Linked DNA regions of Homo sapiens: region 2 is linked to region 1. A link is a loop called in an ENCODE intact Hi-C map of the cell type or tissue named here. Cell type or tissue: mesothelial cell of epicardium. All regions are shown on one strand.

Evidence for each region. Hi-C counts contacts between places; a loop is a spot of excess contacts. Peaks named below come from ENCODE experiments on the same cell type or tissue, not always from the same donor. Only the 100,000 strongest peaks of a DNase experiment are listed, where the experiment ranks them.
Region 2: a loop joins it to region 1, with 15 times the contacts of the local background. A loop is called at or near these places in 3 of 110 quality-filtered maps.

Annotation. Positions count from the first base shown.
Region 1 is chr13:31,031,562-31,039,561 of GRCh38, reverse strand. No RefSeq gene overlaps it. Among named protein-coding and RNA genes, the nearest start is that of LINC01066, 39 kb to the right of the region's middle. RefSeq lists an enhancer at 104-203. In mesothelial cell of epicardium, no CTCF peak of the experiment used is centred here; a DNase peak (open chromatin) is centred at 3,801.
Region 2 is chr13:30,748,024-30,756,023 of GRCh38, reverse strand. ALOX5AP (arachidonate 5-lipoxygenase activating protein) reads right to left here. Exons shown (of 5, transcript NM_001629.4): 3 at 3,902-3,972; 4 at 1-80. It overlaps LOC124903146 (a long non-coding RNA gene), which reads left to right and starts at 425. Exons shown (of 3, transcript XR_007063743.1): 1 at 425-513. In mesothelial cell of epicardium, no CTCF peak of the experiment used is centred here; no DNase peak of the experiment used is centred here.

The sequences.
Region 1 (8,000 bases):
CATCACCCCTGCTTAACTCTGACTTTCCACCTACCTCATGCCCGAATTCATGTGAAAATGTGGTCGGAGAAAAACCTCAGAACTGTGCTGAGTGGTATGACTTTAAATTCGTGACCACAAACCACAAATAGGTTCTCACTGTTTCCTGGCAGCCGTCTGTCCTCTCCCACTTTCCAAGACCATTTCACTTCCTCCTTTCTCTGCAAGTCTCCAACACCTGTTCCCCAGTTCCCATTCTCAGATGAGACCTTGCTTCCTAAGTCATCACAAAACCCAAGGCCCTCAAAAGAGAAGCTGCACCAGGCCCCACCACAGAGGCACACATGCCTGCACCTGGACCGCTGCTCAGCCTTCCCTGGGGTCCCTCCAGGTGAGCAGCCCTGCTCCTTCCTGAGGCCAGCCCTCCACTGTGCATGGGAGCACAGCCCTCTTGCCTACCCAAGAAATACCTGTTTGGCGTTTATCCCCTTACTCTCCTGCATCCTTGATTTTCCAGTTTTTACCAGATCTTCCCATCAGCACATAAGCATGCTGTATTCCTGCCACTGGGGAAAAGAGAAAGGCTGGGGGCGGTGGCTCATGCCTATAATGCCAGAACTTCAGGAGGCAGAGATGGAACAATCTCTTGAGCCCAGGAGTTTGAGACCAGCCTGGGCAACATAGCTAGACTGCATCTCAACAAAAACAACAAAAATAAGAAAATTAGCTGGGTGTTGTGGCACACACCTGTAGTCCCAGCTACTCCGGAGGTTGAGGTGGGAGGATCACTTGAGCCCAGTAGGTAGAGGCTGCAGTGAATCGTGATTATACCACTGCACTGCAGCCTGGGTGACAGTGAGACCCTGTCTCAATAAAGAAAGAAGAAAGAAAGAGAAAAAGAAAGAGAGAAAGGAAGGAAGGAAGGGAGGAAGGAAAGAAAAAAGAATTTGTCTTGACCTTGACCCCCTTCCCATCCAACTATCAGGGCATTTCTCTCTGTCTTTTTTTTTTTTTTTTCCTATGGCAAAGTCACTTGAGAAAGAGGTTCATGCTGCTGTCTCCTTTCTCCCTTCCCTCTGTTTTCTTGACAGTATTCTCAGCAAGCTTTGTCCCCGCCTTCTGCAAAAGCTGTCTTGCTGGTCAGCAGTGACATCCATGCTGCTAAAGCCAGTGGAAATGCTGGGCCTCATCTTCCTAGAAGCTGCACTTGACCATGGCCTCCCCAGGCTCTCGTGCCCGCGTTCAGCCCTCACCACCTACCTGTAAGCCGTTGGCGAATACATTCATTAGCACATGGCTTTCACTTCCTCCCTCCATGCTAACGGCTCCTACTGTCCCAGGTCACATGCGCTGACCATCCTGGATGTCTAATGCCCTTCCCTGGCCTTTCTTTCCTCATAGCACTCACCATGTCCTACCTTCCTGTGTGACCCTATGTTACGAGAATGGCTTGTTGTTTACGGCAGGTTCCACTGGGGCAGGGGTTCTTGTCTACTTTCTTTGTGAACATATCCCAAGTGCCCAGAACAGTGCTGGCCCCATCACAGGCTACGTGGATCTCTGTTGTTGATGTGTTTGCTCACTTCCAGGTTGGCCATGCAAGCTCCTTGCACACACCAGCTGCGTCCCACCTGTGTGCCTCTTGGACGTGCCTGGAAGCTCTGTAGTGCATCGCTGCTCTCCCCCAGTCCTACCTCGGTGCTGCCCAGAGAGCTCCGCCTGGTCCCCATTCACCTGCTATCTCGTTCCTCCCATGCCACATTTTTTCTCCTTAGCCCTCACTCTCTAGCATACCCCTGTTAGTTTTGTATAGTGCCTGTCTCTGCCCACTATAATGCGAGCTCTGTGAGCATAGGGTTTATCTGTTTCTTTCTTTGCCGTAGGCCCAGCACTAATAACAGGGTCTGTATCTGTTTGTGGAAGAGACTTGCTGAGAAAGCATGCTTTACAAAGTTCTGTGTGTTTACAGCTGTGTCCTGATCAGCTCCCAGGCCAGTACCTCATCATCGTGAGTCTGTTCTACATGAGAGTCCCGCACCGTCTGAATGCGCTGTGTCTGGCCTGGATGCTGCACCCTGATTCCTCAGGGTAACAGTCATTCACCTTTGGCTGCTCAGCCTCCAAGCCACACGCCATGGTCAGCCTCGGCCACTATCACAGCTGGTCCTGGAGGCTGCAGGGCTCCCTCTCTTGGACCCAGTACTCCCACTACTCCCTCCCCAACTGATATGGTTTGGCTGTGTCTCCATCCAAGTCTCATCTTAAATTGTAGTTCCCAAAAATTGCACGTGTTGTGGGAGGGAGTTGTGGGAGATAATTTAATCCTGGGGGGCGGTTTTCCCCATACTGTTCTCGTGTTAGTGAATAAGTCTCACCAGATGTGGTGATTTCATAAGTGGTCTCCCCTTTTGCTTGGTTTTCATTCTCTCTCGTCTGCGCCATGTAAGATGTGCCTTTGGCTTTCCACCATGATTTTGAGGCCTCCCCAGCCACGTGGAGCTGTGAGTTAATTAAATCTCTTTTTTTTAAATAAATTACCCAGTATCATGTATGTCTTTATTAGCGTGAGAACAGACTAATACACCAACTACACGCACACACTACTGTGGCCTCCTGGACTTCTGAGTCCCAGTCACCACTCAGCCAAGCTCAGGGCTGCAGCCTCACTCACTCATGGCCTTGCTCCCAGTTGGATGAATGTTGGTGCCTAGCACAATGTCTGGCACAGCTAGACACACGCCCAAATCCATTCATTCCTTCATTCTGCAAATATTTACGGAACCGACACTATAAGCCCAGCATTGCTGTAGGCCCTTGGGATATAAGAGATAAAGCCCTTACTATCACATTACTTATATTCTGATGAGGGGAGGCACATCATAAATAAATTACCAAATAAATAGATTGTGTGTCAGGTGATGGAGAGTGCCATGGAGATAAATAAAGCAGGGTGTGGGCTATAAGGAGCTCTGGGCCCGGGTGGGGTAGTGTGCAGAGTGTATCTGCATAGAGGTGGTGAGAAAAGGCCTCTTTGAGAAGGTGACATTCCAGTGAGCCATGCGGCAGGGACAGAGTGGTATGAAAAAAGCACAAGGGAGGAAGATTTTCCCCAGAATTAAAACAGAGCCCCCCTAGGCTGGGGAAAGGTTACCACTAGGAGAGGAGCCACACAGGACGAGGAGGAAGAGAGGGCAGTGGGTATCCAGTCTCAGCTTCCCAAAAGGGCTGCTGGGGGCAGTGAGTCCCCAAGGAGGAGTGACTGTGTGGGCTTGAGGCAGACAGTGCCAGGGGCAGCCTTGTGCAGAGTCTTGGCTCAGAGACAGCCATAGGGCCCAAAGTCCCTGTGTGGCTCGGGATGAAGATCAGATGGCTTCCACCATGGGATCCCAGAACCATTGTACAACATCGGTGAGGGAACCCCCGAAATGACTGATATTATGGTGGGTGGTGGGAACTCAAAATAAAAATGAACTTGAGTTTAGGAAAGTAAAGCAAATTCTATTTCTTGCATACCTAAAGTTAGGGACTGAGATTCACACTTGCTACATTACATTAAAATCAGGCACAACGTACAGCGGTTGCATCCCTGGTGTATCTTTTAGGAATCTTTGCCCCTGGGAACTGGCATATTTTTCTCACAACAAGACTGCTGAAAAATGGAAAGAGTTGCCTTCAGTGGAGATCTCTGCCCCACTGCTGCTCATCCCGAAAGGAGTCTCCGATCCTGCTTCAGAGTGCAAAGCCGCTGACTTCTCTAAGAGAGATAGACTCCGATGGCATGTCTGCCAAAAAAATCCCAGAAACACATCCATCCTGGGGAAGGGAGCCCAGAAATTATTCATATCACTCTGCAGCTCTGGCAGGAGACCAGATCCTGGGAATTAGAGGCATCTGAAACGTTCCAGTGTGCTGCAGCAACAGCAATACACTTCGGGGGTCAACGTCTAAAAAGACGGAGCTTTGCAAAGAGGCTATCTTTGATTTCTTTTTAAGATGCAAAGAGGCCCAGTTTAAAACTTATTATTTCCTTCTTTCTTCAGGAATTTCTCATCTCTAGCTAATCTGTGTATCGGAATATGGATGAAGGGAGCAAAGGACACCATCTCATTTGGGAGTCAGGGGAAGCAAAAGGAAGTTTTACCCGACTAGCTGCAGCTGGGTGATCCACGAGAGCATTTTGTCACATCTAATAACCTGACATTTTCCACAGAGCTTAGGACAGAGCTCCAGATGCAGGGCATGTTCGCATATGGACACTGGAAAGAACCAGGGAGCCAGGGAATTGGAGAGACCCAGCGATGTTTGGATTGGCTCCAGATTTTGTTTCTTTGAACTTTCCTCAATTTCAAAGCATTTATGATAAGTGAGTCCATTTCTGACAAATCTTGGTATTCTAAATTCTAATGATCTTACCATCTCCGTATTGGAACTGCTTTTGATTTTTTGGAAGAACCATTTTTTTTCTCTCTCTCTCTGAAATGCAGTAGGATAAAGCACAGAACAAATCTCTCGGTTTTCCCTTCAAAATGGAGACAATCATTGACTCTTGCTTATGAAAGGTGACGGACATAGGGATGGACGAACACTGTCTACAAGGGGCAAATTGGTAATTTTTTTAGGTATGAGAAAGGGAAGGACCAGTCAGATTATAAATCAATCTGAAGGGTCTCTAGTCATTGATGTTAGATTCTTCTCCTCCAGACATCAGCCTTCCAAATAAAGTAAATGGCCTCTCAATGCTCTCAACTCATAACCCAGCCAAGGAAAGAACGTAGGCCATTTTTACTTAGTGTGTGCTTGACTTGAACTCAATTGATTGTGCTAAGGCAGTGAAGGGCAGCTGAGATTCCTCACATTTGTTAGAAAGCTCATTTGGGGCATCATGGTGATTACCATATCCTGAGAGAGCCAGCAAATGTCTTCACATCAACTTGGATGAAAACCAGAAAACAATGGTGACACCATCCCTTTTGCACCTCAAGGAAGCTGGGAGGAAGTGCAGGTCATCCGTGTCCAGAAAGGCCTTAATGCACTGGGATAGAAGCAGGATTCCATCATGATCTGTTGAGGGTTGTTGAACAAAGCATAATCAGATCTTCCCAGAGTTTGTGGGCTTAGTTGCAAAGAGGAGAGACAGGAGGCAGTGAACTAATCAGCCAGGATGTGTGTAAAACGATGGGGATGCACACTGGGGCCGGGATTACAGAAATGAGGGGACAAAAGCCACAAGAGTAGGTCAGTGATCGGAAGTGGAAGTACGGGACAGGAGGCACCCACAGAGAATTCCAAGGTTCCCAAATTGAATAGTGAAATGGAAGCTGATCTAACACATGGAGCTAGAAAACACTGGAAAAACTGCAGGATTTGTGGGGAACACCGTTATGTTTTGGCATTCCACGTTGGAAAGGCCTGTAGGACATCCTTGTGGACATGCCCCTGGTGTTTAGAGGGCAGAAGGCAAGCAGGGGCCTTCAGTGGAGATCTCTGCTGCTGCTGCTCACGCTGGAAGGGGTCCCCCAGCCTGCCTCAGTGTGGAGCCATGGATGTCTCTAAAAGAGGTAGACTCCAGTGGCATCAAGAAGTGGGCTTAAATCAAGGCTGAAGCCATGAAAATGAAAGGCAATACTTAATACTGAGAGAATATGGTTCACGGGAAGGCCAAGGATGGCACCTGAGGCAGAGGAGGGGCAGCTCAAGCAGAACCAGTGCAAGGCACTGTTCCAAAAGGCAAGGCAAGACAAGTGGCATCTACCGCCTTTGATATAAAGAAGGCTCAAAAGAGGGGGAAGGACTTGCCTCTTAGGAGTCACTGTGAGAAGCAGGGGGTAGTAAAGCAGGGCAGGGGTGGTGTCTTGGCAGGTGGGGAAGGCCCCGGGCATGAATGTCGGGAGGCCCTGTTTGCAAGGTGAGGGCAGCTCCCACTCCAGCCTTTGCTCCAGCTGTTCCTCTCACTGGGCTACTCTCCCCAGGTATCCCCTTGGTCCCCTGGCTCACCCTCTTGCTTCCTTACGGTCTCAGTTCAAATGACACCTTCTCATTGACCTAGCCATCTCTGTTAATACTGCAGCCGACAACCCCGCCCTTTCCACTGACGCTCACACAAGTGCATCCTTGGGCTTACTTTTCCTTTTTGTTTGCTTTTGTCACTTTCTAACATACTATATAATGTATATCTTTATAGTAATTTAATTTACATCTTGATAATATTTTTATAACATACTATATAATTTATATCTATTAGGTTGGTGCAAAAGTAAAACCGCAATTACTTTTGTACCAACCTAATATAATTTTCAAAATATTTCTAACATACTATATAATTCATATCTTTATAATAATATATGACATTATGTAATAATATCTTTATATATTTAATATTCATTGTCGCTCTCCCTCTACTCAAACAATTCCTTCTTGAGAGCAGAACATCTTATTTCTTTTGTACATTGAAGGTTCCCCTGCACCCAGAAGAGCGTCTGGCTCTCAGTGGTCCCATACAGTATTTGTTGTGGAATGAATGTTGCTGACTATGATAGAAGACCGAGAGTGCTAATGTCTAGAATAGAGATATAAAGGAAGAACTCCAGAGGCCCAGAAGAGGAAGGAATTAATTCCAGATCAGAGGACTGGCAAAGGCTCCACGAAGACAGAGACATCTGAGTCAGATCTTGGGGACTGGTAGGATTTTCATAGTCAGAAGTGGATACTGCGTGGGCTGTGACCACGCTCCTGGCTGGGGAGCTGCTCGCCTGTGCGGGAAGAGGTGAGTGGCCCAGTGGGCTGTAACAGGAGCTCCTTGAGGAGCATGGTCGGGGGCAGAGTGCAGGCCGGAAGGGACCTCCATCCACAGTCACTGCTGCGGGCTTGGACATGCCTGGCAGACTTCAAAGTGGAGACAGTGAGAAGAGAGTTGGATATGAGCCTGGAACCTGGGAGAAAGATCTGCGCTAGAGATACAACCATGGGAACCACCTGCATACCGGTGGTTATCTGGAGATCACCAGAGGGCATGAGTGTAGATGGAGAAGAGAACCAGGATGGAAGCCAAGACGCTCGAAGGATAAGAGGTCAGGGAGAAGGAGAGGAACTAGCAAGGATCAGCTAGATCAAATGATGGTTCTCATGAGAGGAGCTCAGAGAACTGACAGCGGACCTTCAACATGGTGTTGTTGGAGGCCCTGGAAAGAACTGCCTGGCAGAGGGGGCAGGGGAGTGGCGGGAGTAGACAGGGGAGACGGCGTATGGATGATTCTGATCCTTTTAAGAAGTTGTGCTACAAGGAAACGGGACAATGGCTGGCTGAAAAAAGGGAGATAGAGAAGAATTTTGTTTGTTTAATAAGGGAAAAACAACAGCATTTTAATTAGCTAGTGGGAAGGAGGCAGTAGAGAGTGGAAAGGAGGGAAAGTGAAGGGAGATTTGCAAGAGGGCTCCCTTGAGTGGGCGGGAGACGCTGGGATCTGAGATCGAGTGGAGAGATTTGCTGTGGATGCAACGTGGAAAGGCCATCTGGTATAGCCAACCGGAGTCCGTGATCTGGGTGCTGGTAGGCACAGCGGGGGGTGGGGGTGGGGGGTGGGGGAGTGGAAGCCAGTGGACGTTCCTGCTGGATGGTTTTGATGTTCCCAATGAGGTGGGAAATGAGGCCAACAGCTTAGAGGAAGATGAAAGCAGGATTGTTGGGGATTTGGTAAGAAAGGAGGAAAAGCGGAACTATAGACTTGGCATGAGCACACTCAGGAGTGGTAGGTGACTGCCTGGGGGTCTCAAGGGCCCACTGAAGTTTAAAGCACCTCCGTTGCAGGCTTGCATGTGTACTCCAGCTGTACTCATGCCCTCTCTTTACTTCTCTAATCTCCACTCCTCACTCGGCCTTTGAACTCGGTGAGGTCTGGTGCGCACAGCATGCTGAATGAATGTTGGCTAAGTGGAACTGAGGTCTACAGCACTTCAGGAAGGGCCAACAAAAAGGCAAAGGCAGACAGCTGAGGACATCCCCAGGTAGGCCAAAGGGGAAGGGG
Region 2 (8,000 bases), 280 kb after region 1:
CTGCGTTCTCTCTCCTAGGTAACCGACAAAGTACTTTTGCCTCACAAACAAGTACATCAGTCCAGCAAACGCAGCAGGAACTAAGTGGAGAAATGAAAACACCTGTGTCAGTTTCGTAGCCACCAAAACATGCTGTTAGCCCAATTAGGCAATCAACATTGGTCACAAAATCTAGCAGAAGACACACGCACTTCAGGAAAAGAGCCCAAGGGCTAGAGGAAACCTGAGAACCTTCCTAATACTGGTAACGACCTTATGCCGGCATCATGGCATTGTTTACAACAAACTTGTCCAACCCGGAGCCTGCGGGTCGCACGTGGCCCAGGATGGCTTTGAATACAGCCCAACACAAATTCATAAACTTTCTTAAAAATATGAGATTTTTTTTGCAACGTTTTTTCTTTAGCTCATCAGCTATTGATAGGGTTAGTGTATTCTATGTGTGGCCCAAGACAACTCTTCTTCCAGTGTGGCTCAGGGAACCCAAAAGACTGGACACTCCTGGTTTCCAAGGTATTTGCATATCTATCATCTAACCTGAGTCCTTTCAACATAACTAGTACCCACATTTCTATTTCCAGATGTGGAAACGTGGGTTCAGGTGGTCAACCAGGCTTGCATAAGGCTGTCAGCTCGTAAAAGGGGGCAGAGGGTAGGGCTTAAACCCCAAACCCAGCTCTGAAACTGGTTCTCTTAAAAGTACACCCTTCACCCCTGAGCCTCCCCACAGCACAATGTTTAACCTTTCTTGAACTAACAGCTACCATTTAGAAGAGAAGGACATTCCCTCTGCATTCTAGCCTTTTGGGAAGGAGATTCCCTCTGCGTTCTAGCCTTTTGGGAAGGAGATTCCCTCTGCGTTCTAGCCTTTTGGGAAGGAGATTCCCTCTGCATTCTAGCTTTTTGGGAAGGAGATTCCCTCTGCATTCTAGCTTTTTGGGAAACTGCCAAGAGCAGCACCCCAATAACTCTATGAAGTCCTGAAGGCTTGGAGCTGGGAGTTAACTAAGCTGGAACTAGTGTTATCTAGAGCTACAGATATAAAAGCAATTTAAACACTTCCGCCATTGAGGGAATACTTTTCACCTGCCGCAGTGCTCCTGGCGTTTTGGGAACTTGAGTCTCCAATCCTCCCAGCTCTCTGGTAAGGAGTGTGTTACTGTCACCATTTGACAGACGAGGAAATTTAGGCTTAGGCCACAAGAGCCTAAGACAGATGAGGACATCTGTCTTTTTCCTAGATCATCTCTGAGCCTGGCATAGTGCCTGGCACATAGGGGTGTTCAAAATAATATTTGTCAAATGAATGAAAATAAGTCAGGCCAGTGAAGGCGTGGAATTTGAAGCCAGGTCTTTCTGATTTCAAAACTTTATCACCACCACCTGCATTATCAATAATAACATTTATTGCGCTTCAGATGTTAGGTGGAATCATATGAAATGCTATTTTTGTAGGTCATAAATAGCCAGATATTGGCAGTTTTACATGGCTCAATCTGATATATGCCAAGCACTGTGTCAGGAGCTTTATACATATTATTTCACTCACCATAGGAATGCTACTAGCTAGACCATGGTCCTGTTTTACAATAAGGAAACTGAGGCTTGGAAAAGCTGAGTAACTGCCTGGAGTCACACACCAGCAATGAGTGTCCTTGGATTTGCCTCCAATCAGCCACTCCCCAAAACCCATTTCTTTCCACAATTCCTCCTGCCTTCCAAAATACTATTGTTATCCGGCAGATAAGAAAATCAAAGCAAAAGAGAAACTGTGAACTCTTTTTGAGACGGAGTTTCACTCTTGTTGCCCAGGCTGGAGTGCAATGGTGCTATCTTGGTTCACCGCAACCTCCGCCTCCCAGGTTTAAGTGATTCTCCTGCCTCAGCCTCCCGAGTAGCTGGCATTACAGGCATGCACCACCACGCCCAGCTAATTTTGTATTTTTAGTAGAGACAGGGTTTCTCCATGTTGGTCAGGCTGTTGTCGAACTCCCAACCTCAAGTGACCTGCCTGCCTCGGCCTCCCAAAGTGCTGGGATTACAGGCATGAGCCACTGTGCCTGGCCCATGCTATTCTCTAAAAATCACAAAGCTGTCACAATCACGATTTGCCTTGGGCAAAGTTTTTCCTTATGTTATACCATCTGAATGATTCTGCTCCAACTTACTGGTCCATTTTTCTTTCAATGGGAACCCAATTGAACATGAGCTAACAGAGATTATGGGTGGAAAATGGCCACACTCATACCCCTGTGCAAGGAAGGTGAGTGCCTCCTGCAGGGAAGTGGGCTGCTGGCACCAGGAGGGTACAAATCCAGCCCCTAAAATTCTGATGTTCGTTCAAGCCACTTGTTCCTCTGGGACTTGAGCTTCTGCTCTATAAAGTGAGGGATTTGCACTAGAATTATCTTTGGGTTTCCTTTCTGCTAAAAAAAATTCTACAGTCTACTTTATTCCTAAGAAATGACGATTATCAACCAAGGTTACTGATGCTTTTGTCTGCTGGCAATGACAAAGCTTGTTTTGACAGGAAATACCTATTTCCAGGGCTACGAAACACCTTCAAACTCCCATTGTATTTATCTAGCTACAGCAAGTCCGCATTCATCTAGATCAAGCATCATCTAAGACATAAAAAGAACCATAACTCCTAGTAAGAGCATAGTTTGACTTGATTTTTCAAGTAATGCGAGACATGTTTCCTATTTAACTCAGGAGAGAAAATAGGAAATAAATGGTGAGCTTACTGACAGCCTTCTCAGCACAGAAGGAGTGCCACGTGGTGTCCCTTAAGTGGTTTCTGCTGCCGCCTCACCTCTGCTCTCTATCACTGAACTTGGTTCTCTTCCCATATGGCGCTTCCCACCCTTGTCATTGTCTTCATTCACTGACTTCTGTGGTCCATCTTGCCAGCTGGCCTGTGCCTCACCGCCAGGTGACCTCTAGAAGCTACTCTTTATTTATCACTGTATATCTAGGCACAGGGCTTGGCACAGAGTAGCTCTTCAATATATATTTATTATGTAAATGAATAAAGTAAGAGGATCTTTGTGAAAAATCCAGAATTTTAAGTCAAAAGACCCAGGCACTCATTCTGCCTGTGTTCTTCACCAGCTGAGTAGCTGTACCCAAGTTACTTTATCTCCCTGAGTCAAAGTATCCTGAAAGGTAATAAGGGACATAAAATCCACTCTATCTACTTTACAGAGCGGGGAGACAACAATAAGTCTTAAACAGTTCATCATGGGACTGAGTGTGGCCTTTCTGCCTGTGCCCTCCAGGGCCACAGAAGCTGGCCAGTTCATGCCGATCTGCCACCAGGCACAGTGCCAGGCGTGGCCCCGAAAGGGGACCAAAAGTATGACTGATTTCCACTCAATGTTAAATCAACTCTGGAAGTTGATTTGTCTTTCCAACTTGCTCAAGTCAAGCCTGTGGGCTGCTGATAACTGTGGGAAGGCCGGGGATGTGGCATCCAGCCCGTGGCTCAGTGGAAACATGCCTGAAGGAGGGCCACCACACTGGAAGCTTATTAGCAGAAGAGCCAAGTGACAGCGGTCCCAAAATAGATCCCTCAGGCACTCTCATTTATAATGCCCTTGTATCTGAACTAACACTGCTTAAGGATTCTGAGTCACATTTAGCCTTAAACCACCCTTGTCAGCACAGCAGCTCTCAGCCAGCCACCAGGGAGCAAGCATTAGCAATGCATTATCACACGCGCTCTGCACGGGTGCAGAGCATGCCTGAAACACGGCCTCCCGAGGGCTCTCACCTCTCCAGGGCTTCACAGATGGGAGCCAGAGGTCAGGCAAAGTCCTTTCAACAAAAAGCCTGCCCTTTGAACCTCCTTGAGATGCACTTTATAGAAGGAGAATGAACAAAGGGAAGTCTGAGTTACCTTGGCTGCAAAGTAGCCCCGCAGACCAGAGCACAGCGAGGAAAGTGGGGTACGCATCTACACAGTTCTGGCTGCAGAATAAACAAACAAGGAGAAAAACAATCAGAGACCAAGTTAGTGCAATGTGGTCTGAAAATTACCTGAAAGTTGAAGTTAATAATCACCATCGTGCATGAAACATAAATCCCATTCGTAATTCCACTTACATCTACCCAATAAGATGGGGCAGCCAGCTGCCACCTGGGAAACAAACAATGGTATAAAGCAAACACATGTTCATAATCCATTAACTCTGTTCCTACGGTGATGCGTAAGGGAGACTTGGTTTCTTGATGTATTCCTCTGGCAGGGTTCCTGTTCCTGGCGGTGCCCCTGCGCTTCTTGGAATTGAAGAGTGAGCAATGCAGACAGAGGATGTGGCCACACTGGCATGGGGGTGGTCGGGGAGAAGAGCCCAACTAAGGAAACTTTTCTATCAGATCCACAAATCAGCCCAGGTCTGCAAGCCAGGCTGAGCAAAGAAGGGTGATCTTCAAATGTTAAAGACAACAAAGTCAACTCAAAAAAGCTGGTGCTCAGAAACTTAGCTTACTAAGAGGGTGATCACTGTATGCTGGGCACAGTCCTCACTCCCTGGAGAGTTCTCACTCTACCGTGGATGTTTTGCACCCTTCCTCTCTTTTTAACTCACCATATTCCTGTGAGTTCACATGATAACTGTATGAGTTTCCTCTTGCTGCTGTAACAAGTGGCCACAAACTGAGTGGCTTAAAACAACACGCCTTGTAATCCCAGCAATTTGGGAGGCTGAGGCAGGCAGATCACAAGGTCAGGAGTTCAAGACCAGCCTGGCCAACATGGTGAAACCCTGTCTCTACTAAAAACACAAAAAATAGCCAGGTGTGGTGGCAAGCACCTGTAATCCCAGCTACTCAGGAGGCTGAGGCAGGAGAATCACTTGAACCTGGGAGGCGGAGGTTGCAGCGAGCCAAGATCACACCACTGCACTCCAGCCCAGGCAACAGAGCAAGACTCTGTCTCAAAAAAACAAAAAACACCCTTTTACTATGGTTCAGGATGTCAGAAATCCAAAATAAATCTCAAAGGGCTATAAAGTCAAGATATTAGCAGGGCTGCAATCCTTCTGGAACTTCTAGGGGAGAAACCATTTCCTTGCCTTCTCCAGCTTCTAGAGGTCACCTGTATTCCTTGACTCAGAACCTCCTTCCAACCTGAAAGTCAGGGATGGCCCATCAAATCTTTCTTATTTTGAATGACTCTGACATCTACTCTTATGCCTCCTTCTTCCACATTAAAAAGACCCTTGTGGTTACATCAGGTCCTACCCAGATCATCCAGGATAATCTCTTTATTTTAAGGCCAACTGGCTAGCTGCCTGAATTTCCCCTTGCCATGTAACATAACATATTCACAGGTTCCTAGGATTAGGATGTGGGCATGATTGGTGAGGGGGCCATTATTCTGCCTATCACAATTGCTCTCATGTTTCCAATAAGGAACTCAGGCTTGGAGAAGCTGAATAACTTGCTCAGGGTCATCCAGCTAGGGAGTGGCAAAGCCGGGATTCACACCATAATCAGTCTGTCTCCAAAGCCATGTCTGTTAACTCTTCAACTATACTAAATTAAATCATAGGTGTCCTCCTGAGAAGTCTGCAGTCCAGATCAGGACAATAAATATGCCCATCCATGAAAAACAGTGTAACTAGACTTGAGAGGCATAAAAAGGGAGGGAAATAAATACAGAGGAAAGGTCACTTGACTAGGATTAAAGTCTCCATCCTGACTTTAACCAGCTGTTCACCATTGGCAAAACAATCTCTCTGGATTTAGTTTCCTTATCTGTAAAACTGAGAGACTGATTATAATTCTGAGGTCCATGTGAATTCTCACAGTCCATGGTCGAAGGTGGCAGTTCTCCAGGCATGCTCTCGGGACCAGAGGCGGCAGCAGCATCGAGAACATGTTAGAAATGCAAATGTTCACACCCACCTCAGGCCTTCAGAATTTAAAACTCTGTGTTGGGGCCCAGAAATCTGTTTTAACAAGCCCTCCATGTGATGCTGATGCCTGCTGACGTTTGAGAACCACGGGTTTCATGTGATTATATAGGTAAAAACAAAGATGCAATTTTCAAACTGCTCATGCAAACCATTAGGGTCTCATGCCTCAGTGGTACCACTGAGAACTTGGGAATGGCCAGCCCTTCATCTGTGCCCTGCAGAGAACCCAGAGAGATCAGGTTATCTGCGCCTCACCAATGGAATCTTCGTGGTCCTCTGATGGTCAAAAGATCCTTTTCTGGAGAAGTCTATGAAGGTAACAGATGAGAAACCTACCCTGGAATCCAGGCACAACCAAAAACCAGGAACAGGACAGAAAGAGCAGACCCCTGCTGACCTTGCAAAGTGCTCTGAATCCCAGAATTTCCACTGATCTAATGGACACGGTAGGAGCTCCAAAGGGCAGGAGGCCCCTACAAATTTATCACTGGGGTGAAGTGCTTAGTGAATAAACAGGTCCCCAAGTAACAATTGCAGCAGCTACTGGGCACTGGCATCACATCTATTCTTATATGTTACTAGAGGCACAAAATTGCAGCCTCAGGACTGAGAAAATATGATTCATTTTCCAGTTCAAGAAACTTAGAGAAAAAATTCCTTTTTTGGTTATTCGAATAACATTCTGTGTCTGATGGGGTAAAATATCTGGTGCTCTTATTGTTTAAAAACTTATTAGTACCAAAGATTTCCCCTGCTTCCTTCTCTTTCTCATGTTTCGGGTCTTTGGTTTGTTTTTAAGTAGCGATTTTGTCTGGGTTATGCAAAAGGAAAAAAATTCTTAATTGTCTAAGGGATTTGCTCATTAGAAATGTGAACTGCCTAGTGATTTGACATTGGGTCCGTATTCAACCATTCCTGACTATTAGTTCAAGTCACCTTCGTTCCTAATAAAACATGGTCAGCCTGGAGTTGAATGAAATTCTCCCAGCTGTAAGAAAATGGGTTCCTCCTGTGGATTTCCAGAATATTCTCAGAGCCTTGTTCCTGGCTCTGGCTCAAGCCAGTCCCTCTCGCCATCCAGGACTTCAAGTGCAGCTTCTACCCAAAGCTGCAAGCTTATGTGCCCCTCCTGGAGAGGGGGTTGCTGCTGGGCTGAATTCAAGTGGCTTTAGCCATGACAGCTGCCCAGTGGCTGCTCGTGTAGTCTTTGAAGTTCACATGGTCTGGGCCCAATGCCATGGCTGCCTCTTATGGGCTATGTGAGTGTGGGTGCATTTCCTAGCCTCAATGAGCCTCAGTTTGCTCATCTACAAGAGGTGGATGGAGACATTAGTAATTACTTCCCTAGACTGTTGTGAGAATGAAACAAGGTGAAGTGCCACCTGGCTCACAGTAAGCATTCAATAAGTGGTGGCTATCATTGTTCCAATGTCTTCCTTCTTAACCCCCAGTGGAAATGTCTTTCCTATTGACAAATTATTATTATTCTGGATTTTCTTTTGAGAAATTTTGCGCTATTTTTTCTGCAAAACAGAACTGATGAACCCATTTTGAGTCTCATTCCTTGAGGTCTAAATAGGAGCTACTCAGCAGATCTTGCAACAATTTGCTGTGGTATGTTCAACTTGATGTGCTGCACTATTCATGTTTTTATGGAGAAAAGAATTCGTTGCTATATTCCCTTTCATTTTTCTCCACCTCTGGGAATAAAACATAGAAACTCTTTAGTGTTCCGTTAATTAGTTTGGATTAATTTAAAGTAAGTAAATATAATTAATAACAGTTTATTAATAATAGTGTCAATACTAATTGACAGGATCATTGTAGACCTATCACCTTTAAATAATTTTACAAGTCTATGCCACTTGAAAGTGAGTCTAGGCCAGGCACCAGTGGCTCACGTCTGTAATCTGAGCACTCTGGGAGGCCGAGGCGGGCAGATCACCTGAGGTAAGGAGTTTGAGACCAGGCTGGCCAGCATAGTGAAACCCTGTCTCTACTAAAGATACAAAAATTAGCCGGACATGGTGGTGCATGCTGTAATCCCAGCTACTCAGGAGGCTGAGGCACAAAAAT